Regions from separate parts of the Homo sapiens genome. Here all the other regions are linked to region 2. The links are chromatin contacts, found by Hi-C or POLR2A ChIA-PET in ENCODE. All regions are on one chromosome and are shown on one strand. Each heading gives the region's core, a stretch centred on a gene start or an enhancer-like site at or near the end of the contact. The rest is flanking DNA. Distances are from core to core; before and after follow the strand shown. Region 1 holds the start of CSNK1E (casein kinase 1 epsilon). Region 2 holds the start of CBX7 (chromobox 7). Region 3 holds the start of TPTEP2-CSNK1E (TPTEP2-CSNK1E readthrough). Region 4 holds the start of DDX17 (DEAD-box helicase 17).

Evidence for each region. A loop is a pair of places that touch in the nucleus more often than their neighbours do. ChIA-PET counts read pairs that join two places held with the same protein, here RNA polymerase II (POLR2A). Pooled maps may share reads with other maps.
Region 1: a loop to region 2 is called in a map of CD4-positive, alpha-beta T cell, with 7 times the contacts of the local background. The contact joins the promoter of CSNK1E here to the promoter of CBX7 in region 2. A Hi-C loop is called at or near these places in 2 of 168 maps with a recorded cell type or tissue (CD4-positive, alpha-beta T cell and CD4-positive, alpha-beta memory T cell) and 7 of 50 pooled maps.
Region 3: a map of CD4-positive, alpha-beta T cell shows a loop between it and region 2 (9-fold over the local background). The contact joins the promoter of TPTEP2-CSNK1E here to the promoter of CBX7 in region 2. A Hi-C loop is called at or near these places in 2 of 168 maps with a recorded cell type or tissue (CD4-positive, alpha-beta T cell and naive thymus-derived CD4-positive, alpha-beta T cell), 2 of 37 single-sample maps with no recorded cell type and 10 of 50 pooled maps.
Region 4: a loop to region 2 is called in a map of CD8-positive, alpha-beta T cell, with 4 times the contacts of the local background. The contact joins the promoter of DDX17 here to the promoter of CBX7 in region 2. A Hi-C loop is called at or near these places in 1 of 168 maps with a recorded cell type or tissue (CD8-positive, alpha-beta T cell) and 10 of 50 pooled maps. POLR2A ChIA-PET finds 5 or more read pairs at or near these places in 3 of 52 experiments (H1, activated CD4-positive, alpha-beta T cell and naive thymus-derived CD4-positive, alpha-beta T cell).

Annotation. Positions count from the first base shown.
Region 1 is chr22:38,312,216-38,319,181 of GRCh38, reverse strand. It overlaps CSNK1E (casein kinase 1 epsilon), which reads left to right and starts at 1,749. Exons shown (of 11, transcript NM_152221.3): 1 at 1,749-2,022; 2 at 5,013-5,100. The coding sequence starts at 5,025. It overlaps TPTEP2-CSNK1E (TPTEP2-CSNK1E readthrough), which reads left to right. Exons shown (of 15, transcript NM_001289912.2): 6 at 5,013-5,100. The coding sequence starts at 5,025. RefSeq lists enhancers at 1-309, 4,111-4,160, 4,181-4,350, 4,421-4,480 and a silencer at 2,032-2,421.
Region 2 is chr22:39,148,238-39,155,283 of GRCh38, reverse strand. CBX7 (chromobox 7) reads left to right here and starts at 2,604. Exons shown (of 6, transcript NM_175709.5): 1 at 2,604-2,908; 2 at 5,452-5,495. The coding sequence starts at 2,840. RefSeq lists silencers at 2,298-2,867, 2,938-2,987 and enhancers at 2,445-3,026, 6,106-6,400, 6,441-6,580, 6,062-6,660, 6,661-7,046.
Region 3 is chr22:38,396,922-38,404,419 of GRCh38, reverse strand. It overlaps TPTEP2-CSNK1E (TPTEP2-CSNK1E readthrough), which reads left to right and starts at 5,505. Exons shown (of 15, transcript NM_001289912.2): 1 at 5,505-5,982. It also overlaps the pseudogene TPTEP2. RefSeq lists a cis regulatory region at 94-280, enhancers at 1-406, 407-908, 5,993-6,776 and a silencer at 5,448-5,727.
Region 4 is chr22:38,503,107-38,510,258 of GRCh38, reverse strand. DDX17 (DEAD-box helicase 17) reads left to right here and starts at 3,948. Exons shown (of 13, transcript NM_006386.5): 1 at 3,948-4,308. The coding sequence starts at 4,022. It also overlaps a transcript of DMC1 not described here. RefSeq lists enhancers at 3,113-3,522, 3,100-3,991, 3,923-4,112, 3,992-4,883 and silencers at 4,203-4,472, 4,503-4,672.

The sequences.
Region 1 (6,966 bases), core at 500-2,999, 840 kb after region 2:
GGATCTGAAATATGAAATCTTCCAGTTTTAAAACTTTGGGGAGTGGCCAGGCATGGTGGCTCACGCCTATAATCCCAGCAGTTTGGGAGGCCGAGGCAGGCGGATCACTTGAGGTCAGGAGTTCCAGCCCAGCCTGGCCAACCCCGTCTCTACTAAAAATACTGTGTGGTCCTGGGCAAAAATTAGCCAGGTGTGGTGGTGCACATCTGTAATTCCAGCTATTCAGGAGGGAGGCTGAGGCTGGAGAATCACTTGAACCCAGGAGGCAGAGGTTGCAGTGAGCCGATATTGAGCCACTGCACTCCAGCCTGAGCCACACAGCGAGACTCTATCTCAAAACCAACAAAAACAAAAAGCAAAAAAAAAAAAAAAAACTTTGGGGATTAATTAACAAAACAACAACAGAAAGCACCGCGCAGGCCAAGTAAAGCCCACCACCTGGCTGGTGACCCCCTGCTCTGGCAAAGGTGTCACTGAAGGCAGGCCCTCCTGGGAGGAGGCTTCTCACTCTCCTGCTCTTGGAAATGGGCTCTAGATAGACCCAGTTTCCTGGTGATCGCTGGGAGAACAGAGCTGTCCTGTTGGGCTTTGTGGTCCTGGGCAAAGCCCTTCCCCTCTCTGGGCCAGTTTCCTGGCCGGCGAAAGGACTTAGTCTGTGGGGCTCCTGCCCGTTTGGACACGTGTGTGACTCAGTCCCTCAGCCTCGAGGAGGGAAGATACGGCTATTATAGAAGTGACTCCTCCCAGGAACTGTGCTTCCGGGATTGGACGCAGGGCCTCAGGCATTTTGCGTGTCCACAGTCACAACTGTGTGAATATAGGTGTGTCATAATTGGAAGCTTTGCATGGCTCAGTGTAAATATCATCACTTTAATGACTTTGTTCTGCAACCTTTCATCGCGGCTCTGCATGCCGGTAGAAGCTTTTATTAATTCTGTGACCTGGGGAGGACAGGGTCCTTCCTCCCATTTGCTGTTTAAGGAAACCCAAGCTCAGAGCTGGGAGGTGGCTTGGCTAAACGTGCACCACTCGGAGCCCAGACTCAAGTGTCGGTGCTTTGGTACTTGTGGCACCCCTCCTTCAACAGGGGAGAATGAGGTTGGGATCTGAGGGGTCCTCTCTGTGCCCATCACAGTTTGAGCTTCAGGGAAAAGAAGAAGAGGTCTTTGCCCTTCGTTTTTCCACGGGAGGAGAATGTATGAGCCCAGGCTACCTTTCTGGGCCTTGTGTCGACATCCCTAGCTGTCTCCTCAAATCTCTTGCCCTGAATCAACCTGGCCTGTGTTCTCTGCGGCACTCGGAACCTGGAGGCGGACTGAGCCTCCAGCAGTCTAACATCTTTTGCAGTGTCGTGAATAGCCGCCTGTTTTCGCAGGGGCCCAGTGCTCTGCCTGGAGAGGAGAGAGATCCTGGCAGGCGGGGAGAGGAGACTTTGGGTCTAGACCCTCCCCTCCCATCCCCTCACCTCCGCTTTTTGTGCGCCCTCCTCTTCCCTCTGTCCCCCCCGCACCCCGTCTTTTCCACCTGTGCCCTGGACTGCATTAGGGTGTCAGTATCTGTGTGCTCCCCCACCCCCACGCGTAAGCCCGCGCGCCTGCACTGAGGCTGGGGAACTGCGTCTCGCAGCTGCGGCCCCCAGCGCGGAGGGCGCGGGCCCTTTAAATCCTCCGGGGCGGCGGCGGCGGGCCGGGGATGACATCAGCGGGCGGGCCCGGGGCTCAATGGGAGCCGGCGGGCGCGCGCGGTGCGAGAGCGCGCGAGCCGGCGGCGGGGGCGGGCGGGCGGGCAGGAGGCCGGGAGGAGGGAGGCGGCGGCGGCGGCGGCGGCGGCGGCGAGAGCCCAGAGCCAGAGCCCGGCCGGGGCCGAGCGGAGCGCGGCGGCGGCGGCGGCGGCGGCGGCTGGGCCGGGAGAGGCTGGCGCGCCGGGCGGCTCCGCGAATCCTCCGGCATCCGCCCCGGCGGGCCGCCCCCGCCCGCGGCAGCCCCCCGAGCAGTGGCCCGGCATCGGCGCCTTCCCGGCGGGGTAAATATCGGGGGGCCGCGGGCCCGCGGAAGGGTGCAAACCTGGGGGGAATCGGGCTCCCTCAGCCTCTTTGTTTTTGCTGGAGAGGGAGGGAAGGGAGGGCAGACACACGCGCGTTCGCGCTGGGGTGTAGGGGGGGCAGCCCGGGCGCCGCCCGCTCGGCCCGGCGAGGACAAAGGCGCGGCTGGGGACGAGGAGGAGGGGGCCTGTTATTTTGCAGGCTCGCGGGGGAGGCCCCCCGGCCGGCCTGCCTCCGCTTCCCCCCGCTGGGCCCTCCGAGGCCCCGGCCGGCCAGGCGGCCACCCCGGCTGTGATTTGGGGACGCTGAGGGAGGGGGCTTGGGGTGCTGGGCGCCGGATACTGTTGATTCGGGCCCGCGTAGCGTTTCATCGGACAATCACCGGCGCCCCCTGCTCTCCCGGCCCCGGCGCCCGGACCTGGGGGTTCGCAAGGCTGCGCCCGCTCGTTGGATGACGGGCGTTTGGGGGTCCTAAGGTGAAGAGGTGTGTGGTCACCAGGCCACTGATTTGTTTTTCTTTGTGGAGAGAAAGAAAGGGGTGGGGGTTATTTGTCGGATCGGATTCTCCCATTTTTGTGTGAGAGATTGATGTCTTGCAAGTCTCTAAGGAACGCAAAACAGTGTCTGGGTGTCGTTAGAGGATTCCCAAGCTCTTGTTAATACCCTAACTCGAAGTGGGGTGAGCCCCCTCCCCAACTTTTCCCTTAGTTTTCTTGCATATTTTCTTCCTGGCATAGCCTCCTTCCTGGAGAAGGATTTGGAGAGAGGAGAAGGGGACACAAGTGTCTCAAGTTGCTTCCAAGCAATGCCTGTGTTTGGGTCTCCTTTGCCTTCGTTTCTATGATGTCCCTTCAATTTTTATTTTAATCGTCCGAGGGACAAGGGCCCCGGCTCAGGGGTAGGCGATGGTGTTCGGGGAGTAAGAAGCACTGCCCGTGTGCCATGCTGGTTGGTAGTTTGTCTAATTTTTTTAACCTGCTGAAACTCTTGAACCTTTATATCCACTTTTCCCCCCACTTTGTTTATCTCCCCCCCTCCCCCATGGGAGAAGCAGCAAAAGAACTGAAAAGCCTCTCCATTCCTGAATGAAGCTTTTCTGCTCTCCTCTGGGAGGCTTTTTGGGTATTGGTGCCGGGACAGTCTAGGCTCCCCCAGGGACCTTGGACCCCTGGGGTGTTGGGGAGCGACTGGGGGTCTGGGTGGCTGGCACATAGCAGTCAGGGGGTCCTGAAGGGCTTGCCCCTTCCCGCTCTCGTTCTCTGCAGACAGCCGGTGAGTGGGGAGAGACTGGGGGGTCATGTGCAGTATATTTATGTAAGACACCCAGACAGAGGGCACGGGTATTTATATAACCCGGCGTGGGTATTTATGTAATATAGGATGCGGGTATATTTATGTTCCTTTCCTAACCTGCGGGTTTCCTGGCTGCCATGTGTGGTCTCTGAATTGGTGTTGGCAGAAAGTGGACTGAGGTGTTGGGGGGGGGTTGCGTGCACACCCCCCCTTACCCCCCAACAGGGCTCACTGTGTGTGCCTGCTTTTCTTTCTTCCGTTGGAGTGTACACACTCGGGAAGCTGGACGTGTGTGTACGTGGGATGTGTGGCGTGTGGGTTTCCTGCAAACGTGGACTGTGTTCCCCTGGCAGCGTGGCACCTCAGCTGAGACAGGCCAAGCATATGGGCAGCGGCCCTTGATTGAGAGCCCAGAGTTTGGCCAGCTCTGGTGGAGGTCCCTGCCTCGTGGTTATTGGTGGAGGGCTGGTGAGCTCCTTGGGAGCCAGGTGCCGGGGTTCCCTGTCTCTCCTGGGATCTGCCCACTGTCCCTGGAATCCATCTCCCTCCCAGGCTGGCCTGGTTGTTGGGGGCAGCACTTGGCACGGGCAAGGGGCTGATCTTCTGTGCCAGCACAGCTGCTCTGCAGTCTTCCTGTTTTGCCCTGTTTGTGAGTGTGGGAGACCACCAGGTGGGACAGCCGGAGCCCTGTCCTCGGCGAGGCTGTACCATCTGCAGGGTGGTGTGGGACAGGTGGCATGGCCTCTGTGAGCCTGAGTACCCTGTCTGTGAAAGGAGTTCCCTCTTGCTAGTCCTTGATGCTGGTCCTCTTGTAAACACCCCTCCCCCTGTTTACTGCAGTCCCTGGTCCCTGTCCCCACGGCAGCACTGCCTCCAGGCCTTCAGTTTCCTCCTCTGCTGACCAGGAACAGGGTGTCCGGACTTTTGCCCCAGGCCAGAGCAGAGGGGTCCCTCCTCTGCCCCAGGCCAGAGCAGAGGGCTCCCCCCTGGCCCTGAGGAAGGAGAGAAGCTGCTCACATCAGAACTCCTCCTCCCACCCATCCGGGGCAGGCGGCTAAAACCCTGGCTCAGTCCCCTTTGTTGTTCTATGAGGGCCCTCTTAGGAGACCCTCCTAGTCTTAAAGGACGCCAGCTCCAAACAGTTTATCCAAGCGGCTATGGGCCTCCGTGTGAGGTCTTGGTGTCATGACGTAGAGATGGGGAGGTGGCTGGAAGGTGGATGGTCGAGGGCATTCTTTTCTGCCTTCCCCCCAGTAGGGGATGCGACTTTCTCCTGCAAGGCGTGCTGGGCACTGGCGAGGTCTGGCCTCTGGGCAGGGGCAGTACTTGGGAAGACCAGGCCAGGCTGTGGGAGCCTGGGGGGTAGGAGGTGTAAGAGGGCTGATGCCCGTTGTGATCCCTTGAGAAGCTTCTTTTGAGGGGCCCCTGAATGAGCATCCCCCAAAGACATGCTTGCTTGGCTGCTTCCTCTCTGGCCACACTGAAACCTGTCCTCAGCCTGCCTTAGCTGTTCCCCAGGTGTGTGGAGTGCAGGCTGTGGGCCACCTGACACCTGCAGAATGTGGTCTTCGAGAATGCAGGTTTTCGAGTTCCTGGTGGCTCTGCCTGGCCTTGGTGGACTGGACCCCTTTCCCGGCTCCCCACGTCGCTGACCCTCATGTTCCTGCTTCCTCTGCAGCAAGAGTGAGCCATGGAGCTACGTGTGGGGAACAAGTACCGCCTGGGACGGAAGATCGGGAGCGGGTCCTTCGGAGATATCTACCTGGGTAAGTGTTCCTAGCTCCAGCTGGAGCCCCTGGGGCCAGCCCATGGGACCAAGAGGAGGAAAGACCCCAGGATTTGGGGATCTGAAGTCAGAATGTGGCTCCAGGGGCATGATTTGCCCCAGGGCCATCCCAGATGGGGAAGGAAGCAGCAGGTTGCCGGGAGGCAGGCCAGGGGGCTCCTCTCGCAGGCCAGGCTGGGCACTGGAGGGTATTTTTAGCTCCAGTTTCTGCAGGAGTCATGCGGTTCTTTTGTGCCTCAGTGTCCCGGGTCAGCTGGGTCACCAGCTGGGTGTGGGAAAACCCAGGCGGGGTTCACATCCTCTCCCCTGCTTCCTGGGAGAAGGATATTGGTAGATAGAAGGGACTTGGGTTGCTGCTGGACCCCTAGCCAGGCCCCCCTCTCTATGTCCTGGCCTCCTGGAACCCAGCCCAGGCAGGCTTTGGGATGACGCAGGCTCCCCTGTAACCTCGGGGGTGGGGTGGGGGGATGCGGTCTCCTCATTAGGGAGTTCTCTCTCTCTCTTTTTCTCTCCGGATGTGCTTCCTGTTGAAAGTATGAGTATGCTGTGATGTTGCATTTTAAACAAATCACTGACCTCTCAGTCCTCCCCTTGGCCTGGGAGAAATGAGGCTTGCGCCTTTCAGTGCCACTTCTGAGGGGCACGGTCATGAGTCTTGGCCCTTCCTTTGTGCTTATTGGTCCAAAGGGAAGGTATTTAGTGTTGGTGCTTGTGGATTAGCGGGTGGAGGCTTGAAGTTGCTGGAGTGAGGTGGCCAGCCCTTCTACGAGTTATCCTCATTCCTGTCCCTGCACCCTCAGAAGCAGGCTAGACACACCTCTGTGCCTTGGTTACCCTCCTTGGAAAATGAAAATCAGCTCTGTCCAGTGCAGAGAACACCAAGTCTGTGTGTCGTGTCCATCAGCTCAGAACTTCGGGGTTTCTGTTACCCCATGGTTAGGGTTCCTTGGAGTATGAAATGTGCTAAGGAAGCCTCAATGGAGACGGGGACGGAGACTGGGAGTTCCCTGACCACTTCCTTGCAGGGTACTTTCTGCAGCCCCTAGAGATAGTACCAGATTATTTGTTTGGCACATCAGGAAACTGAGGCACAGATGGTCAAGTTGGCCTCCCAAGACCGCTCTAGAAAACTGGCAGAAGCAGCCTGTATGCCCACAGCCCTCCACATGAGTGAGAGCGTGGAAGACAGAACATGCCGAGGGAGACGTTAGACGTCTAGCTCTGCGTTCTAGACGTGGCTTTGTGTGGCTGTGGGAAGGTCATGCAGCTCCTCTGTGCCTCAGTGTCCCCATCTGTAGTTTGTGATAATGCTGCCTGACTGACCAAGAACTGTTCCAAGGCAGAGATGAAATGACAGATGGGAAAGTATTTTGTAAACTCTAAAGTGCCAGCCAGATGTGCAGTTCATTGCTGAGTGCTTAGTAGATGAGCCTCCCCTATGGACACCCTGGAGCTCAGAGGGAGGGAGAGTGTGTGGTGCAGCTGGTTTAAAGGTTTTTCTCTGCGACCCCAAGCTACTCCCGGGGAGGCAGGCATTTGGTAATATCTGCTAGTGCCCAGCGCAGTGGGTGTTCACTGAAGGCTAGTCAAGCAAACCAATGAGAAAATGGGGATTGTGACATGCACAGACATGCACAGTAGCCTCACAGCAGAATAGAAAAATGCCGGGATGGCCAGGTGCGGTGGCTCACACCTGTAACGCCAGCACTTTGGGAAGCCAAGACAGACAGATTGCTGGAGTCCAGGAGTTCGAAACCAACTTGGGCAACATGGTGAGACCCCATCTCTACAAGAAAAATATAAAAAGTAGCTGGGCATGGCGGCACGCGCCTGTAATCTCAGCTAC
Region 2 (7,046 bases), core at 1,355-3,854:
CCTATAATCCCAGCTACTTGGGAACCTGGGAGGCAGAGGTTGTAGTGAGCCAAGATCGTGCCACTTCACTTCAGCCTGGGTGAAAGAGCAAAACTCTGTCTCAAAATAAATAAATAAATATAATGAAAAACAAAAACAAAAAAACCCATACTTCTTACTTTCCAAACATATGGGGCTTTTGAAGTGAACTTTTTATTATTCATCTCTAGCTTATATGTGTTGTGGTCAGAGAATGTATTCTGTTATTTCTGACTTTTGAAATTTATTGAAATGAACTGTTTTTGTAAGTATTCCATGTCTTGTAAAGGGGAGTATTTTACCATGGTAGATAACAGTGTGCTATGAAGTCCATTAGTTAAGTTTATTAATTGTGTTCAAATCTCCTATATACTATTGAATATTTTTCTTCTTCTCCTACCACTTATGGAGGGGTGAGTGTTAAGATCTCCCACTATAATTGTGGATTTGTCTATCTCTCCATCTAGCTGTCTTCTTCATGTTTCTTATATTTTAAGATGATTTGCATACAAATGTGAAATTGTTCTATTTTTCTGGTGAATTGGACACTTTTCATTATGAAATGACCTTATTTATCTCTAGTGATGTTTTTCCCTCGATATTAAAATAACTGCACCAGCCTTCTTTTCGTTAGCATTTGCGTGGTATTTTCCCCCCATGTGTTTACTTTTGACCATCACTAGCTTTATGTTTTGGAAGTGTCTCTTGTGGGTTTCTCTTGTAAACTGCATCTAGCTATTTATGCATTCTGATAATCTTTGTATTTTAACTGCAATATTTAGTTGCATTTATTGAATCACAAAATATTCGAATTTATAGCTATCGTCTATTTGTCCCCTCCCTGCCCCGTCTTGTATTTATTTTTCTCTCCATTCTTGCCTGCTTTACAGTTGTTTGGGTTGGTTTAATCATTCTTTTTCCTCCTCCAATAATTTGGATAACTATACACAGTATTTCCAGTCCTACAGTGTTTATCCCAGTAATGACAATCTGGATTCTTAAATTCGTCAAAGTGTATTTGGTATCTATCTTCACCTTCCTCCTGAAGAATATAAGGATCTTAGAACACTTTAACTCCATTCACCCAAGTAAATGCCATCACTGTTGTGTATTTTAAATCTGTTTTTATCCAGAAGTCATTGTTATTGTTTCACACTATCGCTGTTCTTCATTTTTCTTTATTCCCAGTTGCATCAGACCTCCGTCTGGGATCATCTTTTTCCTGCCTGAAGTTCCAGCTTTGGAATCTCCCTCCGGAGGGTCTACCAGTGGCAAACTCTTAAGTTTTTGTATTTGTAAGTGCTATGATTTCACCTACGTTCTGGATACATGTGCCTCATACTGGGTACATAATTCTTGAAATACATTTTCACTGAATATATAATTCTAAGATGATGGTTATTTTCTCTCTGGCTTTGTTGCTCTTGATGAAAAGTCAGGTGTGAATCTATTATTCTCTTTTTCTATGTGCCAGAAAGAGGTGTTGGATTTTATTGTGAGGGAAATAGGGAGGAAAATTTTTAAGCACAGGGTGACCCCGTCAGATCTGCATTTTAGAAGCACACTCTGGCACTGTGTGGCTGAGATCGGAGGGAGGGCAGCTCCGCGAGGTCTCTGCTGTGGTCCAGAGAAAAGACGGGGCGAACCTGGGAGGTGGGTGCGGTGAGGGCAGGCAGACCCGAGTCCCCGAGGGGATGCCGGAGCGACAGAAGTTGGGGTCAGTACAGGAAGGAGCAGGGACGACGCCGGGCTCCCAGTGAGGAATGGAGGCGCGTTAGCGAAAAAGGAAGGGGGGTGGGGAATCAAGAGTTCGTCTCGTGCCACAAATGGTTGAGCCCCCACTAAGCACCTAGCGCCCAGTACACGCGGGTTTGGGGAAGGCTGGGGCAGCGCGGCGGCAAAATCCGTCCCCGGGGGACCTCAGCTCCACCGCGGCCGCTCCTGCCGCGAACGAGGGCCCGGCCCGGGAGCCCTCGAGGCAGCGCCCGCGTCTGACCCGTGCGTCTGGGCACCGACCACCGAGGGTCGGGTGGATGGACAAATGGAAGGGCGGATGGAGGGGTGGGTGGACGGACGTGGAGACACTGGCCAAACTGCGCCGCGGAGAAGGCCGGATTAGGGAGACCTCGGCCCTGCGACGTCCGGACACGGTGGGAAGCCTTTTGGGTCCCGGCTCTCCTGCAACTCGAGGGGCTGCGCCTCGGGCCCAGTCTCCTCCGCTGCGGGAGGTGAGCAAATGGCCTCCCCGCTCTGAGCCTTGACTTTGTCGTCGGCTCCACTGGGCCCTGCCACTTCGGCCCCTGGCAGTCACCGGGAGGCTATGAGGCGCCCGCCTGGGTATTAAGGATCACGTCCCGCCCCGGCGTCACAGCAAGACGGGGCGCGCGAGCCTCCGCCCCGCCCCAGCCGGTGACCGAGCCAAATAAGTCCCACGGCAGCGCTCGCGGCTCGCGGCCCGCGGCCCAATCGCAACCCGCGGGGGCGGGCCCCGGGGGCGGGGTTCCGATGGGGGCGGGGCTCGGGGGCGGAGCTGACCCTCAGGGCGCGAGCCGAGCCCGCGGCCGTTCCGCGCGCTCCCGCCCCGCCCCCTCCTTGCGCGCGCTCGCTCGCTGGCGCCGAGGAAAACGTTGCGCAGGTTCAAAAATGGAACGTCGGCGGCGTGAGGGAGCGCGAGGGGGTGTGCGCGCGTGCGCGTGCGCGTGCGCGCCCGGACGAGGGTGACGGGGACCCCGCCAGCCCCAGCATCGCGCGCCGCAGCCGCGGCCCCGCAGCTCCGCCCCCGGCCCGGCCCGGCCCCGGGCCCGCTCGCCCGCCGCCCCGCATGGAGCTGTCAGCCATCGGCGAGCAGGTGTTCGCCGTGGAGAGCATCCGGAAGAAGCGCGTGCGGAAGGTGAGGCTGCCCGGGGGCGGCTCCCAGGACCCCAGTGGGGTCCCTCCCGTCCCCAGCACCGCTCCCTCCACGCTGGGGCTGAAGGGGAAAGCGGGGCGCGGGGGCCCCGGCAGCCCTGCGCTGCTGGGCCCGTCTCCCCAGCCCGTGCCTCAGTTTCCCTGCCACCGTGTAGGGCGAGTAGAACAAAAGTTGTCGCTCCAGGATGCTAGTGGCGGCCGAGCCTGCCTGAGCTGGAGATTAGGATCGGACGTAGGGATCCTCAGCGCCATCCCACCTCGCTCCCCTTTTATTGTAAATATGGGGAGACTGAGGCCCAAGTTGAAAGGACTTGCCTAGCGCGTTATGGTCAGAGCTGGGTTTTGAACTCGGGACTCTGGACGCTTGGCACCAAATCCTTTCAAGTTGTAAGTGGAGCTTTGGAAAAGTCTCCTCCGGCCTCTGAAGTTTTTCCTGCTGGACTTTGGCCTTTTCCGATCCTGCCCCCTCTACGCCACCCGAGCACATCCCTATTCCCCGCCCCCACCCCCACCTCAACTCCTAGCCCAGGCCAGGGCTCTGAAGCCCGCCCCCTGCGCTGGGGCATCCCCTAGTCTCCTACCCCATCTGCCTTCTTCAAAACATACACCCTGCAATTTAAGGAGGTGTCTGTTCTGCTGGTTTCAGAACCCCACACTTTGGGGCTAGACTTTGTCCGGGCCTGGCGTCTACACCTCCCGTGCACTTGTTTGGCGAGGGGGCTCGCCTAAGGCTGGGGAAATCCTTGGGGAGAAGTTCCTTTCCTGGTACGCACTACTGTCCTTCCTTTGTCTCCTCCTCCCTGCAGCCCTTTGGGAGGCTCCAGGCCGACTGGGAGGGGCCTTAGGGGGTCACCTCCTCCCATTTAACAGAGACAAAAACTGAGGCCCAGGCAGAGGAAGTGACCTGCTCAAGGTCACCGAGCAAGTTAGATAGGGAGGTAGAGCAGGAGCTCAACTGGGCTGATTGGCAGCCCATCTTCTTTCTCCATAGAGAAAACTCAGTCCTGGCATCTCGGGCCAAGGGTGAAGGTCAAGGTGGTCAGGAGCATCTTTTCTTCCTCCAGCTGTGCTTGGGGTTTTACTCTTCTGATTGAGGCAGCTGTTCCTCCTCCTTCTCCTTTTTCCTAGGGTTTTCTCCACTTAAAAGAGAATTGATTTATTCCACAAAGCTCAGTGCTTTTCGTGCTGTGTAGCCTGAAGCAGGCACAGCACTAACTCCCTCTACGATGGAGCCCGCAGGGTAGCACAAGAGGGCGAGATCATCATTCCTTCGGCCAGTCACTCAAAATATTTATTGAGGGTTGGTCAGGTACCAGGCACCAGTCTAAGCCCCAGGGATCCACCCCTTCCCTCAGGGAGCTGGCATTCTGCAGAGGCGGCACACAGTGAATGAGGAGATACAGACAGATGCCTTCAGATGGAGCTGTGTGCTCTGCAGAAATAGAACTGCAAGGTGCCAGTGGAGACAGCATGGGAGAGGGTCACCAGGGAAAGCCTCTGTGAGGAGGTATCATATTTTGGTCTTAAAGTTCTGGCGTGCAGGGGCTTCACTCACAATGGGGTTGGACTGTAAACTTTTTTTTTTCTTGGCACCAAGATCTCACTCTGTCACCCAGGCTGCAGTGCAGGGGCATGAACATGGCTCACTGCAGCCTCAACCTCCCCGGCTCAAACGATCCTCCTGCCTCAGCCTCCTGTGTAGCTGGGACCACAGACAAGTGCCACCATGCCCAACTAATTTCCTTTTTTCAGAGACAGGGGTCTCACCGTGTTGCCCAGGCTTGTCTCAAACTCCTTCCTGGGCTCAAGCGATCTTCCAGCCTCAGCCTTCCAAAGTGTTGGGATGACAGGCTTGAGCCACCGTAACTGTAAACTTTTAAAGCCTGTGAGGAAGGGAGGGGCCTGGCTCTACTTTCTAACAACCACAGGGCTGACCACCCCTTCTGAAGGTGGAGACTTTGCCAGTCTTCCATGGGGTCCTGCCAGGGTCTTTTGAGTTGAGAGTCCTCAAGTCACTGGCCCATTACCTCTGAGCCAGAGGCAGCCACTCACAGACTGAAAGGGGACTCAGCAGATGGGGGAGGAGCGTGGGGACTACCCCAGAGAGGAATGTTTTCGTATTTGGAGACTCTTCCAATCTAAAAAAGAAAGTAAGCGTTCCCACCTGTGCACTGGGGCTCTAGACACTGTGGGTCTTTGGCCACGCATGCACACCTCCATGCAGTCTCAGCTCCCAGTGTGTGACATGAGCCCTGGGCTTGGGCCTCAGGAGCCTCAGAGGTGGCTGGAGCCAGACGCACTCCTGTGCTGTCCTAGGGAGGGCAGTATGGGGCGGGCATGCAGCAGTCGCGGTTATATGGGTTGGCGAGGATCTGGTGGACAGTCCCCGGATTGTGTTTGTGTGTTGGGGAGACACCTGTCTGCAGATGGGATTTGGAGCTGGGCTCCTTTGGGCCTTAACTGTCCTTCCGAGTGGCTGTAGGGGCAACCACGAGACTCACTGTGTCTGCTTCTCTCTCTTCTCAGGGTAAAGTCGAGTATCTGGTGAAGTGGAAAGGATGGCCCCCAAAGTAAGCTCCTTCATGTGTGTGTGTCTGTCTGTCTGCCTACCGACCCATGCATTCCTCCACCTGCCTTTTGCCCCCTCCCCTGCCTAGCTTTTAGCTCCAGCTACTCTTGTAACTGGACAGCTGACCTTGATTTAATCATCATCTTCTCTGGGCCTCAGTTTCCCCCTGGACCACAGGAGGGTCAAGGTGGGTCTCCAGCTTCTCTTCTCACCCTGCCCTCCTGAGTGTTGAGCTCCTCTGCTAGTTGGAGCTTCTGCTCTCCCTCCTCCCCTCCCTGTGGCTTTTCTTGGCAACTGGGAGGTGAAGGCCCAGCATCCGGGCTACTGGAGATGGCTGCTGGACAGGAGGAGGGGACCCCAGCTGCTTTAAGCACAGTGCTGCATGAGTCCTCAGTGCTGTGTGGCCAGGGGCAGAGCCTGAATCCCCCTCACCTCTAGACGGCACTTTCCAGTCTATAGAGCAGGTTCCCATACAGCTTTGTAAGGTAGGTGTGATCAGGCGCTCTCAAGGTGAGGAAACAGGCTCAGAGAGGGTAAGCAGCTTGCCTTAGGTCACACAGCAAGTGGAGGCAGAGTTGGGACTTGAACTAGGCCTTCTCCTTTTCAGGTGTCTCCTCTGTGCCTTCCCAGCCTCCCATCTCGGAGTTGGGAGGCAGGGAGCTGTATCTGAGACCTCCCAGCTTCTCCACCTCTCCTGCTGAGGCCCCATCAGGAACCCACCAATGCCCTCCAGCAGGGAGTTGTTGGGAGGGAATGAGCTAGTCGTGGGGCCTCCCCATTGGTCTGTGGGTGCCCCACCCCCTGCCCCGCCTCCCGGAGACTGAGTCCTGGAAACCCCCTCTGCCCAGAGCTGCTGCTGTCGGGCAGGGACTTTTTGCTGTGCTGGTGGGGGCTGACCTGGTATGGGGTCCTGTGGGCATTCTGGGGTGATGGTGGGGAGAGACAGCAGAGAGGAAGACAGCCCACAGTGCCTCAGCTTCCCTCTCTGCAAAATGGGTTCAGAAACCCAGGCCCTGCACTCATCTCACAGGCTTGGTGGCCCTATCGGATGAAAGGCCTGGGCACATGTTCTGGGTGACCTGTGGATATCCTGATGACAGGGGTTGGGAGCTGGCAGGCCGAGAATACACTCCACCCCTCACACCAACCCCCACTTCAGTTCTCCCTTCCCGAATATTCTGAGGGCTGAAGGAGAATCCCTCCCCCGCCACACCCAGCTGCTAGAAGGTGGGCTTCCAGCCTGAGTGAAGGGGGCAGTAAAGGGAGTGACGATGCCCAGAGTGGGCAGCAGGAGCACCGCCTCCCTGGGCGCGCACACCCCTGCCTCTCTCGCTTCGCACCAGGAAGCTGTGGCCACCAGCTGTTAGCCTTCAGGACACTATTGGCTATTTTTCCTCCTCTGGAGACTCCACTCTTTGGAAGATTCTCTTCTGTAAACAGAGGCCGTTATGAATGAAAAGTTCCTTCCCCCACTTTGATTGATCCTGGATGTGAATCCATCTGCCCACTGCAGCTCGTCAGGAGGGAAGGAACGAGGCTCCCAGAGCAGAGG
Region 3 (7,498 bases), core at 4,256-6,755, 750 kb after region 2:
AAAAAACGAGTGTGGGACTGAGAACAGGCTTTCGGCTCTGGGGTGGGGGAGGTGATGTGTGTGTGCCAGGCCTTGGGGGACTAGGAGAAAGTGGAGATGGGGTCAAAGGATGACATATTTGACTGGGGCTAGGAGGTGAGAAGGACGGGGTTAGTCCAGGCCAGCCAGGTCTGGGCGGGGGCAGTGCTAGGGGAGGGCGGGAGGGAAGAAGCTTTGCTCAGCACCCAGCAGAAGTGAGGATAAGGACTAACAGGCTTTATTTGGAACCAGGGAAGTCATGCAAATATATGCAAAAGATCATGCAAATGAGCCTGGCTGGGTGGCCGGTGGGAAGAGGACCCAGCTGGCGATTTTGTTCCTAAGTGTGGTCCAGGGCCACCTGTGACAGAATCACCCAGGAGCTCATCCTGGCCCCTGCCACCCATAGCCCTGCTGCTTCCTCCCTTTGGGGCTGCAGCCCAGGAGTCCACATGCCCAGGGAGCTCCCGGGTGACGACTGACTTCCGCATTCATTCATGGACCTGCGCGTGGTGACGCATTATAATGATACCACATTATAATATGTAACACAGACATTCAAGCAGAAAAGTATGTCTCCCTCCCACCCCCATTCCCAGACACAACCCCCGGTGCCAATTCCTTGTGTGTCCTTTTTTTTTTTTTTTTTTTGAGACAGAGTCTCACTCTGTTGCTCAGGCTGGAGTGCAGTGGCGTGATCTTGGCTCTCTGCAGCCTCCGCCTCCCAGGTTCAAACAATTCTCCTGCCTCAGCCTCCTGAGTAAATGGGCTAACAGGCGTGCACCACCATGCCCGGCTATTTTTTGTATTTTTAGTAGAGACGGTTTTCGCCATGTTGGCCAGGATGGTCTCCAACTCCTGACCTCAGGTGATCTGCCCGCCTTGGCCTCCCAAAATGCTGGGATTACAGGTATGAGCCACCGTGCCTGGTCCCTTGTGTGTCCTTCTGGAAGCTACTCTATACATTCCCAGGTGATTCCGCCTCCAACTGTTCAGATCCACTGCATCTTTGCATCTTAGGGCGATGCCTCTGGGTCACTCTGAAACTGAACTGTCACCCTTACATGTCTTTATTCACTTACTCAAAATTCCTGAGGAGGCTGCTGAATGCAGGGCCCATGCCAGGCACAGGGGAGACTCCGCTCTGCCCTCAGGAGCTCGCAGGAGATGGGGAGCCATTCATTTACAAAAGGCAGCAGCCCAGTGGTTAGAGCCCCAGCTCTGCAGTCAAGATGCTGGGTTCGGCAAGACCTCTCCTTCCCTGAGGGTAGTAATGGTACTTGCATCTCAGGGCAGCAACGTCATGGGCAAGAGGCTCATGCAAGCGTGAGAGCAGAGCAGTGTCTTTAATAAATGCTGCTTTCCTTCCAGAAAACAAGACTTTGCCTAGAGCAGATGCAATGGGGTCAGGGAGGCTTTTTGAACATTCGCTGGCCAGGCTTGGGGCCAATCGGTATGAGCTGCTGGTGGCAATCAGGGCTTCTCTCTCTTTTCTTTTTTCTTTTCTTTTCTTTTTTTTTCTTTCCTTCCTTTCTTCCTTCCTTCCTTCCTTCTTTTCTTTCTTCTCTCTTTCTTTCCTTCCTTCCTTCTTTTCTTTTCTTTTTTTCACCCAGGCTGGAGTGCAGTGGCATGATCTCAGCTCACTGCAACCTCCGCCTCCCAGGTTCAAGCGATTCTCCTGCCTCAGCTTCCCGAGTAGCTGGGACTATAGGCAAGCACCACCACACCCAGCTAATTTTTGTATTTTTAGTAGAGATGTGGTTTCACCATGTTGGCCAGGATGGTCTTGATCTCTTGACCTCGTGATCTGCCCACCTCGGCCTCCCAAAGTGCTGGGATTACAGGCTCGAGCCACCGCGCCCGGCTGGGCTTGTTTTCTTGTCCCATTCTCAGGCAGAGCTCTCTCTGGCTACGGTTCCAGTGCTGTGGGGCCTGGATGGGCAGCTGTGACAACAGAAGGTCCACAGCCCTTGGCCTGTGTTCAGGGGCCCCGGGGCCAGGGGGAGCCCGGCAGTCTCTCCTGTGCTCATTCTGAGTCTCTCTGAATCAGCCCTTACCTTCAAGGCCTGCCTCCTCCAGGCAGCCTTCCTAACTGCTTCAGCCAGAAGGGGAAGGGGAGGACATGCTCACCACCCGCCGGGCTTACTAAATACCTGCTGCTGGGTCCAGCGCTATGACATTAAAATAAATAAATAAATAAAAAATAAAAATAAACTCTAGTTTAATCCTTCCAACCCTTATGGAAGGAGGCATTTCACACCCACAGGTGCGGCAACTGAGCCTCAGAAAGGTGAAGAGACTTGCCCAAGGCCGCCCAAAGAATCAGCCTCCATGTGGGCTCTAAGTCTGCCCTGTTCCTGTCTTTGGGACTCCCGCCCGGAGAGCCCGAGCCCCTCAGCAGCAAAGTCCCAGGGACTGTGGAGGGACTGGGATAGCTGGACTCCTGTCGGCAGGGATGCTCATCACTGGGTGACCTTGGTGACATGGCCCGCTCTCCTTCCTCCCTGGAACTCGATGATCTCATCTATCAAATAGTGCCTGGCCTGCGACCCAGGGAAGCTGGGAGCATGTCTTGTCTATACCTCCAGTCCCTCTGGGCCCCTCTCCCAGCCTCCACACACTTCTCCAGCTCAGAGGGTGCCAAACAAGCTCAGCACCCCCTGCTGCTCCCCACCAGGCCCCTTCCAGTCCCACAGTCCCCCATTTCCTGGGCCAGAGTCCTGAGCAAACCCTTGGAGTCTTCCTTTTCTTGCCCCCACATGCAGTCACCAGGTCCTTTAGCTTCTCCCAACAAAGGGCCCCAGCTGGCATCTGTCTCCACCAAGCTTTGGGCTCCCCACAGGTGGGCTCAGGTTGACTCAGCTCAGAGAAAGTTAACTGCGGGACAGGTGCACAGCTCAGCAGCAGGAGGTGGCAGAAGGTGCTGACCCTCCTCGTCAGCTCTGCCTGAGCTGTTTGGACAATTGTGAAAAATGAGGTGTAGCTGATGTTTGCTGCATTGAACCAAGGTGAAGTGGGGCTTTTCTGCCCCTTCTCCAAGTACCATGTGCAGAGCTTCTCTTTTGGTTCCATTCTTTGTTTTTTTTGCTGGCATCTAGTAGCACCTGACTCCTTTAGAGATGGCCTAGGAAGGGAGTGATGGCAAAGCTGGATTTCTTGTGGGTGGAGCTAAGCATAGGAAGACCAACGTTCGATTTTCAATTTTCACTTCATGCAGTTATGAGTTTCTAGCTTTTATTACAAAACCAAATGTTTGCAGTGTTCTCCTGTTACTTTTGGAGTTTCCATATTTTAATTGTTTGAACTATACATGCTTTCCAAATAAATGGGAGGTATGAGTCTCACATTCTAAGGGAAGAATGTGTCTCAGGGAAGCCCTCCCGGACGAATTCAGATCCCTCTATGTTCTTCTGAAAACACAGTATGTATTTGCAACCCAGCAGTCAGTCACTGGCAGAATTTTGCAACGATTTCCCAGTTTCGTTGGCACGACTCCAGGACAAGGTTCTTTGTAATTCTTTGCTCAAACATAAGGAGGATCACATATAAATAAAACTCTTAGCGGATAGATCAGTGAATATAATCATCTTTCAATTTTAAAAGCTACAACATAATAAGGCACTTTTTTTTTTTTGAGGGAGGCAGCGAAACAGTAACAAATCATGATGCTATAATGTGAACAAAGTGGTAGCTTTGGAGGGCACAGGGGGAAAACAAGCACAACCGTTTTTGCTCAGAAAATAATTCAGTAGCAACAAGGTCTGAGAGCCAGGAATCTCCTTGTTCTTACTGAAACGATTATTTGTCAAAATATTTGATTGTTTCCCTATTCCCCCTGAAAAGTTTGGACTTTTCTTTTTGCTCGATTTTGACACTGGAATTTTTAACTGTCAGTGCTATTGTGTTTACAGCATTCAAGTTCTCAGAGTTCAAAGGTTATCCATTAACATGTAGAATGAGGCTACACTTAAAGGCTCAACCTGGTTGCACTTGTTCATAGTTTCTTTGTTGTGTAGCAAGGCTCATAGTCATTTGTTTTCATAAAGTTAAATGAAGTTTCTTGTTTATGAAGTGTTTTTGGACTGTGTTTTAGAATGTGACAATAAGATTAAAAAATATATTTTAAAGATAGGTATTCATCTTTTGTCAGAAAAGGACTCCTAATACTAAAAGTGATCAATATCAGTGGACTTGAGTGAAAAAAAATTCACCCAATTTAGTTTTTTAGTGCTGGCCTAAGAATCTACCGGCACTGCTAATTAATTGTGAGTAATTGATTGGCTTCCTTTTTAAAAAAGACTAACCAGACCATATGGGGGGTTAGTAGTTATATATAAAATGACAGCAAAACATGACACTTGGCAAATTCTTCCCCTTTGCTGAGCTGTCTTCTCAAATTCCTTTTCCTATTTATTAAGATTGCATTGCTCACCAGCTCCGGATCGTTTCTGTAGTGCGTTCTTTCTTTTGATTTAGGAAATAGATATTTTAAATGCTTTTCTTGATGTGTTTTAAAGTTTTTTCATTTTGGATATGCCGAAGGCCAGTAAAAAAACAAATATTTGGCTATTTTGTTGGTAGCGACTTGCATAGATCCATTTCACATTTGCATTAGTTTGCATTTTGGGGTAGAAAAATTGTGGATATGTTTGTTATGTCTGTGGTTCCTCGAGGCTTACTTAAAATGGGGAAATATCACAGGCCTTAGGAATCAGGATTTTTTTTGTCCTTTTTTTCAGTAAGAAAAAAAAAACAGTTGGGAAACGATTTAAATGAGTTGTGCGTAGGGAGGAGGGGAAAGGGTAGCGGTTTTTTGTTTTTTTTTGTCCCCGGTTTCCTCCAAATGGATTTCTATCAAAACCAAGTAGATTCTTGGAACCTAGTCTAAGTTTAGAAATCTCAAGTTAGAATAGCGCAAGCCCAGTCCTTTCAGAAAAAAAAAAATCAGAACAATTAAATAGCTTTCTGAAGATACTCATTTAAAAACTTTATCTTCTCGACCTTCCTCACGCTTGAAGAAAATCTGAGGTGTTTTTCGCGCACAGCTGCCTTCTAACCCGCGAGCAACGGCGTTAAGGTTTTGTTTGTAATTCGGGGTGACCCAGGAGTTCGGGCCGCGGGCCCCTCCCCTCGCCCGGGCACACCTTGCAGAGGAGGGGGCGGCGGGGACGGGACCCGGGTCTGCGCCTGCGCACACCCTCGCGGCCCCCCCCGCCCCCCCCGCCGGGTACCTGTCACGGCTACCGCCGCGGCGCTCGCCCGCCACGTTAAATCGGATGGCGGGAGTAGGGGTATGGGGCGGGGGGCGCGGGGAGGGTGGCACGGCGCGTGCGTGCGCGGGAGTCGCCGAGCGATAACTGGGAGTGCGCGCGCTCGCCGCTCGCTCGCGTCCCGGAGGCGGAGTCTGTGGCGGGGGGCGGAGCGGGGGCGGGCCTATGCTAGTCACGTGGGCGCGGGGGCGGGGTGGGGCGGGGCGGGGCGTCTCCGAGCGGCGGGCCGAGGGAGGGCGCAGCAGCTGCTCCCTGAACACTTTCTGACCCAACAGTCCCCCAGCGCCGGACGCGCCGCGCCCTGGCGGCTCTAGGGACCCCCCCCGCGCCTGCACTTAGCCCCGCGCCCGAGGTGAGCCCGGCCCCTAAATCCTCCGGGCGGGGGTGGGGGTGCGGGACGCTCCTTTTTTGTTGGGGGTCTTGGAGGCGCGAAGGCACTAGGCGCCTCGGCAGATGGCTGCACCCCTCGCTTGCGGCTCCCCGTGTCTTTTGGGGGGCCGGGTGCGGGCGCGGAATCCGGGAGGTGTCCGCACAAAAGGCCGAGAAAACTGCGCGAGGCCTCCCTCCCTCCGCCCTCCCCGCCCCCTCCCCTCCGCGCCCGCTCCTCCTCTTTCAAACCCGGCCGGCCCGAGTGGAGTCAGCTCAGTCCCGGCAGCCGCCGCGCGAGGAAATGGCCGAGGGGCCGGAGCCACAGGTAAAGGGGGGCGCCCCCCGCCCGCGCCAGCCGGGGCGCCCGCCTGGTCCTGCGGAGGCTCCCGCGCCGCCCCCGAGGCGCCCGGCTCTCGTTGTCTTGTCCCCCCCCAGGATGACCTCAGTTCCCCGTCTCAGCTTTCTAGCTGCTCTTTCTAGGGCGCCCCCTCCCCAGCCGGCTCCTGCGCTTCCGCTGGCGGGAAGGTGCGGGCGATCCCGGGCTGCATCCGCTCTTGGCCGTCACACTCACGCCGCACGATTCAGAAGGGCTTGGGGTGCGGGGTTCCCTGAATCTCCGCCGGGAGCGGGGGTCCGGGGGTCTGCGGGGGTGGGCGGTGGGGGGCTGTTCCGAAAAGTTGGGTCGCCCCGCGGGGCGGGTCTCCCAATTTGCCCAGTCGGCCCTTGGGGCGCGGGCGGAGGGGGGACGTTGGCGTAGGGTCCCCCGCGATACCCCGGGAAGGGCCGGGGGAAGTTGGAAATGGCCAAAACAATGCGTCGGGACAGGCTTCCCCCGTAAACAATGGCCGGGACGGTCCACACGGGCCAGGCGGAGGGCGCGTCTAAGGGACCGCGGGAGGGGCTGGGCCTCTCCGCGGACCCCGAGGTGCGCCGGGTGACTCCCTCGGGTGCCCAAAAATCTGTCCCCGGGAGTCCTGGGGCGCCTGCTTATCCCTGAGCAGGGATGCACGGGGCTGCGTTTCCTGGATGTGTGCGATAAGGTGGCTTTTTTTTCCCTCCTCTAATTTTAAAGATTTTTCTTAAGTCTTAATGTTCTATAAACACTTAAAGAATATCTTTACAACTCAATTGTAGTGGAACACCCAAAGGCAGCTGGAAGCAGAACTGGGAACTCTAAAGGGCAGGAAGGATTGAAATGCTAGCCCAAAAGTGCTGCTGCTTTTTTTTTTTTTCTTTTCTTTTTTTAAAGGGAAGTTTCTGCCAGGAGGTGCCAAGTGGTGAAACCGCTCAGTTTCAGGCACAGCCCTCTTGTCTCTCGATTTGGCCCCGACTGCGAGCCGGACGGGATGGTGGAGGGGCGGAGGGCGCTGCTGGGGGCCTGGGAGGCTGGATTTAGGGCTGCCTGGGCGGTACCGCCCGAGGGGCAAGACCCGACAGCGGGGCGCGCGCCGCAACGTAAGTCCCGGGGATTTGAGAAGACGTTCAGGGCCTGGGTTGGAATCCACATTTTGGGATTCTGGGTAGGGCCACCGAAGACGGGAAGGCGCATTCTTGGGCGGATGGGGTGAGCAGGCGGGGAGTTTTCCGCCAGGTTTAGTTACAGGAGCTAGAAAAGGCCACTTCTGGGACCCTGGCATCTGGGCCACCCTGAGAGCCCCAGAAACTTTTTTTTCTTTTTCTTTCCCCCCCACCCCCCAGAAAAGGATAGTCATTTCAGGTTTAAGGCTTTGGTGTATTGTTCCACTTCGAAATTCCTTGAGCCTCAGTTTATCTTCCTGAATCAGCCTATGGTGCTTGCAGCGGAGAAAGTAAATGGCGGTTGCAGTGGTCCACTGGCCAGT
Region 4 (7,152 bases), core at 2,699-5,198, 650 kb after region 2:
TGATCTCGAGTTCCTGACCTCAAGTGATCTGCCCACCTCAGCCCCGCAAAGTGCTGAGATTACAGGCGTCAGCCACTGTGCCCAGCCTGTAAATACCATTTTTAAGACTACAACCTCCACCTCCCCAATTCAAGCGATTCTCCTGCCTCAGCCTCCTGAGTAGCTACAGGCATGCGCCATCACGCCCAGCTAATTTTTTTGTATTTTTAGGAGAGACGGGGTTTCATCATGTTAGCCAGACTATTTCTATTAGGCCCGGCCTATTTATATTATTATTACACCGTAATATATAATGAAGGCCAGATGCGGTGGCCATGTAATCCTAGCACTTTGGGAGGCCAAGGTGGGTGGATCACTTGAGGTCAGGAGTTCAAAACCAGCCTGGCTAATAATGGCAAAAGCCAGTCTCTACTAAAAAATATAAAAATTAGCGTCATGTCGCATGCTTGTAATCCCAGCCACTCAGAAGGCTGAGGCAGGAGAATTGCTTGAACCCAGGAGGCAGAAGTTGCAGTGAACCAAGATCGCGCCATTGCACTCCAGCCTGGGCGACAGAGTGAGACTCTGTCTCTAAAAAAAAACAAAAAACAAAAAAAGCTACATAGGCCTCTCACAATTTGCCCACAAAGAAATTCCTTGTGGGCCTCCAAGATCTTTACACTAAAACAGTTCCGTTGAATTTCACCCCGACAATGTACATTGATGGTTTACCATCACAAGCACAGGACAAAGGACAAAACTAAAAAGTCATCCCTCTGCTCGCCTGAAACAAACACATAGCTGACTGCTGCCTCTGCTCTATGATTATTTTATCTTACGTGAAAATGCAGATTATCTGAGCGTGAGCAGAAAGCATCAGTGAAGACTATCAAAGACCCAGAAGAGGACACGGACACATGGAGCGGGGGAACAACACATACTGGGGCCTGTTGGGGGTCGGCGGAGGGAGAGCATCGAGAAGAATAGCTAACGGATGCTGGGCCTAATACCGAGGCAAGGGGTTGATCTGTGCAACAAACCACCATGACACACGTTTTCTTGTGTAACAAACTTGTATATCCTGAACATGTACCCCAGAATTAAAATAAAAGTTGATGACAAAGGCCAGGCAAGGTGGCTCACGCCTGTAATCCCAGCACTTTGGGAGGCCGAAGCAGGCAGATCACCTGAATTCAGGAGTTTCAGACCAGCCTGGCCAACATGGTGAAACCCTGTCTCTATTAAAAATGCAAAAATTAGCCAGGTGTGGTGGCGTATGCCTGTAATCCCAACTACTCAGGAAGCTGAGGCAGGAGAATCGCTTGAAACCAAGAGGCGGAGGTTGCAGTGAGCCAACTGCACTCCAGCCTGGGCGACAGAGCGAGACTCTGTCTCAAAAAACAAAAGCCGTTGAGATGTCAGTTGGCCCAGAAACACAAAGGGACAGTCACAGACTCACTGGACAAGGGTATGGCGTGGTCGAATGGCTAAAAGGTCAGGCACTGTGCCAGGTAGGCACTGGGTCACGGTGGTGAACAAGTAAGTTCCTGCACTCACAGATTTTACGCTCTAGGAGGGAGACAAAAAGTGTTTATGTCAAGCAGTTACTAATTCAAATGAAAGCAAAGAAAAATGGAAAAGAGAGAATGCATGTGTACTTGTGAAGGAGGAGAGTATGCAGGTTATGCAGTGTTGCATTGGGTTCTGGGGAGGCCTCCCTGATTGAGTGACATGTGAGCACAGACCTAAACTGAGGTATCTAGCCTTGCTGACATAGAGTAAAGAGCGAGTGCAAAGGCCCTGAGGCCGAGTGTGGCTAGAGTAGAACAAGGAGGAAAGACAGAAGAGGGCTGCATCCTCAAGGGCTTGTAGGCCACTGTAAGGCCTTTGTCTTTTCTTTCAAGTGGAAACCTCTGGAAAATTTTAAGTAAAGTGACATAATAAAAGGACCCCTATGACTGCAGTGTGAAGAATAAATTCAGAGTGAGCAAGGACAGGAGCAGGCAGATTAAAAAGAGGCGAGCGCAGTCATCCAGGCAAGAGATGATGAGGATTGGGGCAGGTTAACAGTGTAAATAAAAGAACATGACCCAGGCCGGTGCGGTGGCTCACGCCTGTAATCCCAGCACTTTGGCAGGTCGACACGGGTGGATCACGAGGTCAGGAGTTCAAGACCAGCCTGGCCAAGATGGTGAAACCCCAGCTAAACTACAAATATTAGCCAAGTGCGAGGGCAAGCACCTGTGATCCCAGCTACACGGGAGGCTGAGGCAGGAGAATTGCCTGAACCCGGGCGGCAGAGGTTGCAGTGAGCCGAGATTGTGCCACTGCACTCCAGACAAAAAAAAGAAAAAGAATATGACCCAGGCGAGTCTCAATCACTTTAAGAGGTTCACTTGCCAATGTTAAGAACGTACTTGGGGAAAAAGAACACATAACCACAGAAAAATCAGTGGTCCATGTTTTTTTTCTTTTTGAAGCTCCTTTTCTTATGCTATGTTCCCAAAAATTTGGGAAACAAACACTCAGCACCCACACTGAGGGGCCAAATCTCCCCGCTTCTACCCATCTGTTGAATTGAGACGTTAGATGGGCCCGTCTCGAGGGCCCTAACAGCTCAACAGTCGTGTGACGCCATTTGGCCAAGCTTGCGGGGCTTCAAAATGCAGTTTGAGACGACAGGAAGCAGGTAAGGAGAGGGAAGCCAGTCTGGAAGGAATTGAGCGGAGAACGTGGACTAGCCTGGTTAAACACTTGTCCTTAGCCTTCGCCCTTTCTGTGTCTAAAGACCATCGCTCTGAAACCTTGTTCTCCTGAGAGTGCTGGGGTCTTCTCCGGGCCTTCTGAGGAGCGCCGTTCAACGGCAGCAAAGGGCCCACGGAGTCCACTGGGGCTCCAAGCAATTTTTTTTTTGAGACGGATTCTTGCCCCGTCGTCCAGGATGGAGTGCAGTGGCACGTTCTCGGCTCACTGCGACCTCCGACTCCCGGGTTCAAGCGATTCTCCTGCCTCAGCCTCCCAAGTAGCTGGGACTACAGGCACCCGCCACCATGTCCTGCTAATTTTTGTATTTTTCGTAGAGACGGGGTTTTGCCATTTTGGCCAGGCTGGTCTCGAACTCCGGGACTCAGGTGATCCTCCCGCCTCGGCCTCCCAAAGTGTTAGTATTACAAGCGTGAGCCACCATGCCTGGCCTCCAAGCACATTTTGTTTCTGTATTAGCAACAGCTGTGCTCGGCCAGGGACGGTAAAAATATACGGTTCAGAAAATGCACCTCAGTGTGAACCAAATGTAGCTGAGGGCACTTTAACCTGGAAGGGACATCGCCACCTCACAAACTCCGGAAAGAAAGGGACACGGCTCTTCCATCATGGCTGCCGGAGACAGAGCAGCGAAAGGCAACGGAAAGGAAATGGCGCCGGGGCCCGCCGCCATTCTCAGCGGGCCCAGGGCGGTGGGGCGAGAGGGCTGGCGGCGCCATATAGGAAGGCCAGCCACGGAATTTAAGACCCTCCCGGCCTCTGGCGCCAGAGGACTCTGAAACTTGATAACAATATGGAGGACGGTTATTGTCTCTGCAAAGCAACTTCTTCAAGCCGGCCGCGGGGTCTGTACCGAGATCGGAATCAGGCAAAATCCTCTATTCTCTAAACAGAATGCGTTACGCATACTGCGCATCTTAGCAACAGCAGGCCGGCTAACGACGCAAAGAATGTTACGTCGCACCAGAGGCGCTTCCTCCCACCTCATCCCACGTTCTAGTTCGGGTGGCGCGAGAACTCTACGCTCGCTCCGTACTTTGTTTTTCTTGTACAGACCGCAAAATACACCCATCGTCGCAACTGACGTAAAGTGCTTCCAAGAATACCCGTAGTTCCCCGCGGAGCCCTCGGGCTATTCCGAGGCGCTGTTTACGTATCGTCTCCGCCGTACGCAGCGTTAAGTTGGAGCCGACTCAGCGGCGGCCGCCATTTTGTGCAGTCGCTGGGAAGGAAGGAGACGCCTAAACCGCGGCACTGCCCGGTTTGAGCGTAGCCAAACCTGCCCACCGGCTTTGTAGCCCCGATTCTCTGTGTTTTGCTCCCGTCTCCGACGAGAGAGGCGGCGACGGTGGCGTCTGCGACGGGAGACAGCGCGTCGGAGCGAGAGAGCGCTGCGCCTGCCGCCGCCCCAACAGCGGAGGCGCCGCCGCCATCGGTCGTCACCAGACCGGAGCCGCAGGCCCTCCCGAGCCCGGCCATCCGTGCCCCGCTCCCAGATCTCTATCCTTTTGGGACCATGCGCGGAGGAGGCTTTGGGGACCGGGACCGGGATCGTGACCGTGGAGGGTAAGGGTGGGGGAGGAGAGGAGAGGCCTGGCGTGGGGGTGGGGGAGTTGCTTCTTGGGGAGGCCCGGCGGACTGCGAGCCTGGGAGCCTTGCTCTCGACCCGGGAGGCGAGGGGAGGCGACTCGAGGCGAGACAGCGGTTTCGTGCGCGGACCTCGGCCCCGGGGTCACTCGGGACCCGAGGAGGGCGGCCGCTTGGCGACGCTGGGCCTCTCCGTGCGGACGGCCGTCGTGGCGCGGCCCGGCCCCATCCCAGCCCCGCGGGGGATCGGGAGGGGCGGCCTGGCCGCATCAGCCCAGGCCCGGGCTTTGGCGCCTCGCCTGGTTTCCCGGCTCTCGAGCCGGGCCGCTTCGGGCGGGCTGTTCGATGTCTCCAGGCCTCGGCGTTCATCTGAAAAACGCGGATCTTCCTGAGAGAACACTTCAGCCCAGGAAAGCCTTACACGAAATGGCACCCTTGACGTTCTCTCCCCAGAGTTCACTGTTTAAGGCACGGGAGACGAAAAGACCAACTTCTCATTTTTAGAAATAGATTTTAATTCTCTTCAGTTATATTTTAAGTCGGAGGAAATGCATTGGGATGTAAAGCAGTGGAGTTGCTTGCCATCTAAATGACCGTGTTTGGGGGAAGGATGGGTTTTTGGGTCGTTACTTTAGTTTTAATCTTAATATTTCAGCCTTTTTTCTCTAATTGGACTGCAGCGTCAACTATTCTGCCTCGCTAGAAAGTTCTTGGTATTGTGGACCGGGCGTGGTGCCTCAGGCCTGTAATCCCAGCGATTTGGGAGGCCGAGGCGGGCGGATCACCGGAGGTCAGGAGTTCGAGACCAGCCTGATCAACATGGAGAAATCCCGTTTCTACTAAAAATAACAAAATTAGCCTGGCTTGGTGGCGCATGCCTGTAATCCCAGCTACTCGGGAGGCCAAGGCAGGAGAATCGCTTGAACCCGGGGGGAGGAGGTTGCAGTGAGCCGAGATCGCGCCATTGCACTCCAGCCCGTGGCAAGAGCGAAACTCCGTCTCCCCCGACCCCCCCGCTTCCCCAAAGAGTTACGTGACGCCACTTGATATGTGTGTGTGTGACCTTGGTCAAGATCCTACCTTTTGTGAGCCTGTTTCCTCTGAGGAACGTGATAATTGCCTTTACTTTGCTGTGTTGTCAGGAATTAAGAGATAATGGATGTAATAGTCTCACTGTAGTAGGCGCTCTGTTAACGATATTTTCTCCAAACGTTTTTGTCTTTTGTGGTTCAGATCCACAACTGCTGGATTTACTAGTCTCAAGCACTTCAGTTGCCACTTTTTACAAAATTATTTTGATTTATACCTTATTAGGAAGGAAAATATTTTATCTCATTGTTTAGAGGATGAGAGGTGGAATGTTTGCTTCGCGTGTGACAGTATTGCTAAGTTTAGAAGTGAATTTCAGTTCATTGACTTAGAAAAAGAACTTGAGATTATCTAGGAAAGTTGAAAACGACCCAGCAATTCCTCCCTAAGCTTTATACCCTAGACTGTAATGCCTAGAGAAATCCTTGCACAGGTACCCCAGGATCCTTGTACAGAAAAGTTTATATACCAGCATTCGTGCTAACAGGATATTGGAAACAACGCAAATGTCTCCATAAATTGTGGGTATTCGTACAATTGAATCAGCCGTGAAAAAGAGAAAAGAACTTGGATTAATGTGGATAAGTCACAGAAGTGTTGAGTTAAAAAGCACGTTGTGGTAGGGTGACACATTTAATTAAGGATATGTGCAAATATGATAGGAAAGGGAGTGGTTAACAAAATTCAAGGTAGTGGTTATTAGGGTGAAAGTTGTAAGCTTGAAATAGGCACATAGAGGGGCTACAAGTTACTAATAGTGTTCTATTTCTTTACCATTGGTGTTTGGTTTAATATTTCCTTTCACCATATATATGCTTTAATAAGTTATTTGAAAGGAAAAAAGTGAATTACTGATCCATACTTTGAGTATCAGATGACATTTTTTAAAAATTTCAAACGAACTAGCCTTCTTTCATAAGATCTGTGCCCCAACTCTCCCTTTCCCAAGAAATGTTCTTGATTATTTGAATTGCTGTTGTTTCAACTGAGTGTTACACAGTTGAAGTGGTGGTTATTTTGAAAAAGGAATAGGTGAGGTCAGTTCATGTATTTCACATGTGTGATGCAAAAATGATAGGCATTGTACATTTGAAGTAGTATGGTTTTTAATGTTAATATATGACTTCAAAGGTGAATTTTTTTGTAAAGCCAAATTAAACTAATTACTGACCGGATAAAAACATTTGAGCAGCATAGTATACCAGAGAGTACAGTGTGCGTATTTAAAGATGGCATGGATATGCTCAAAAGTAAAAGGCTTTCTTGAATTTTGAGGTCATTAATTATGTCAGCATTAATTATAAACATGGAAGACGGCATATTTTCCAAGAACCACATGTTTCAAATTAAATGTTTAGTGTAGAATAGAATGTCTTGAATAAATAGCCAGGGAAGTAAGGAGAGAGGAAAAAAAAATACATGAATGATAATCATCAGTTTAAAGCCTTAACAGGAATCTTACTTTCAAGTTTTATTTTTTCCTAAGTCACTAAGGTTTGGGTAGCATTGCAATGTGGCAATAACAATGAAGTCTTTTATAATTTGCAAGAGTGATAATCCAAAGACTTTCTACCTCTTGAAAAGTACCTTATTTAGCTGCTTCATTTGCAAGTGTGGCGGGAGCGGCAATTGAGGTGGCCTTTTGGTCTGTTCAGTATTGAGTCTTAAGCTGAGGGGCATATTAAATATGTCGCTGACACGGGTATCCCTATGCTATGTGCTCTTCCTGTTCTG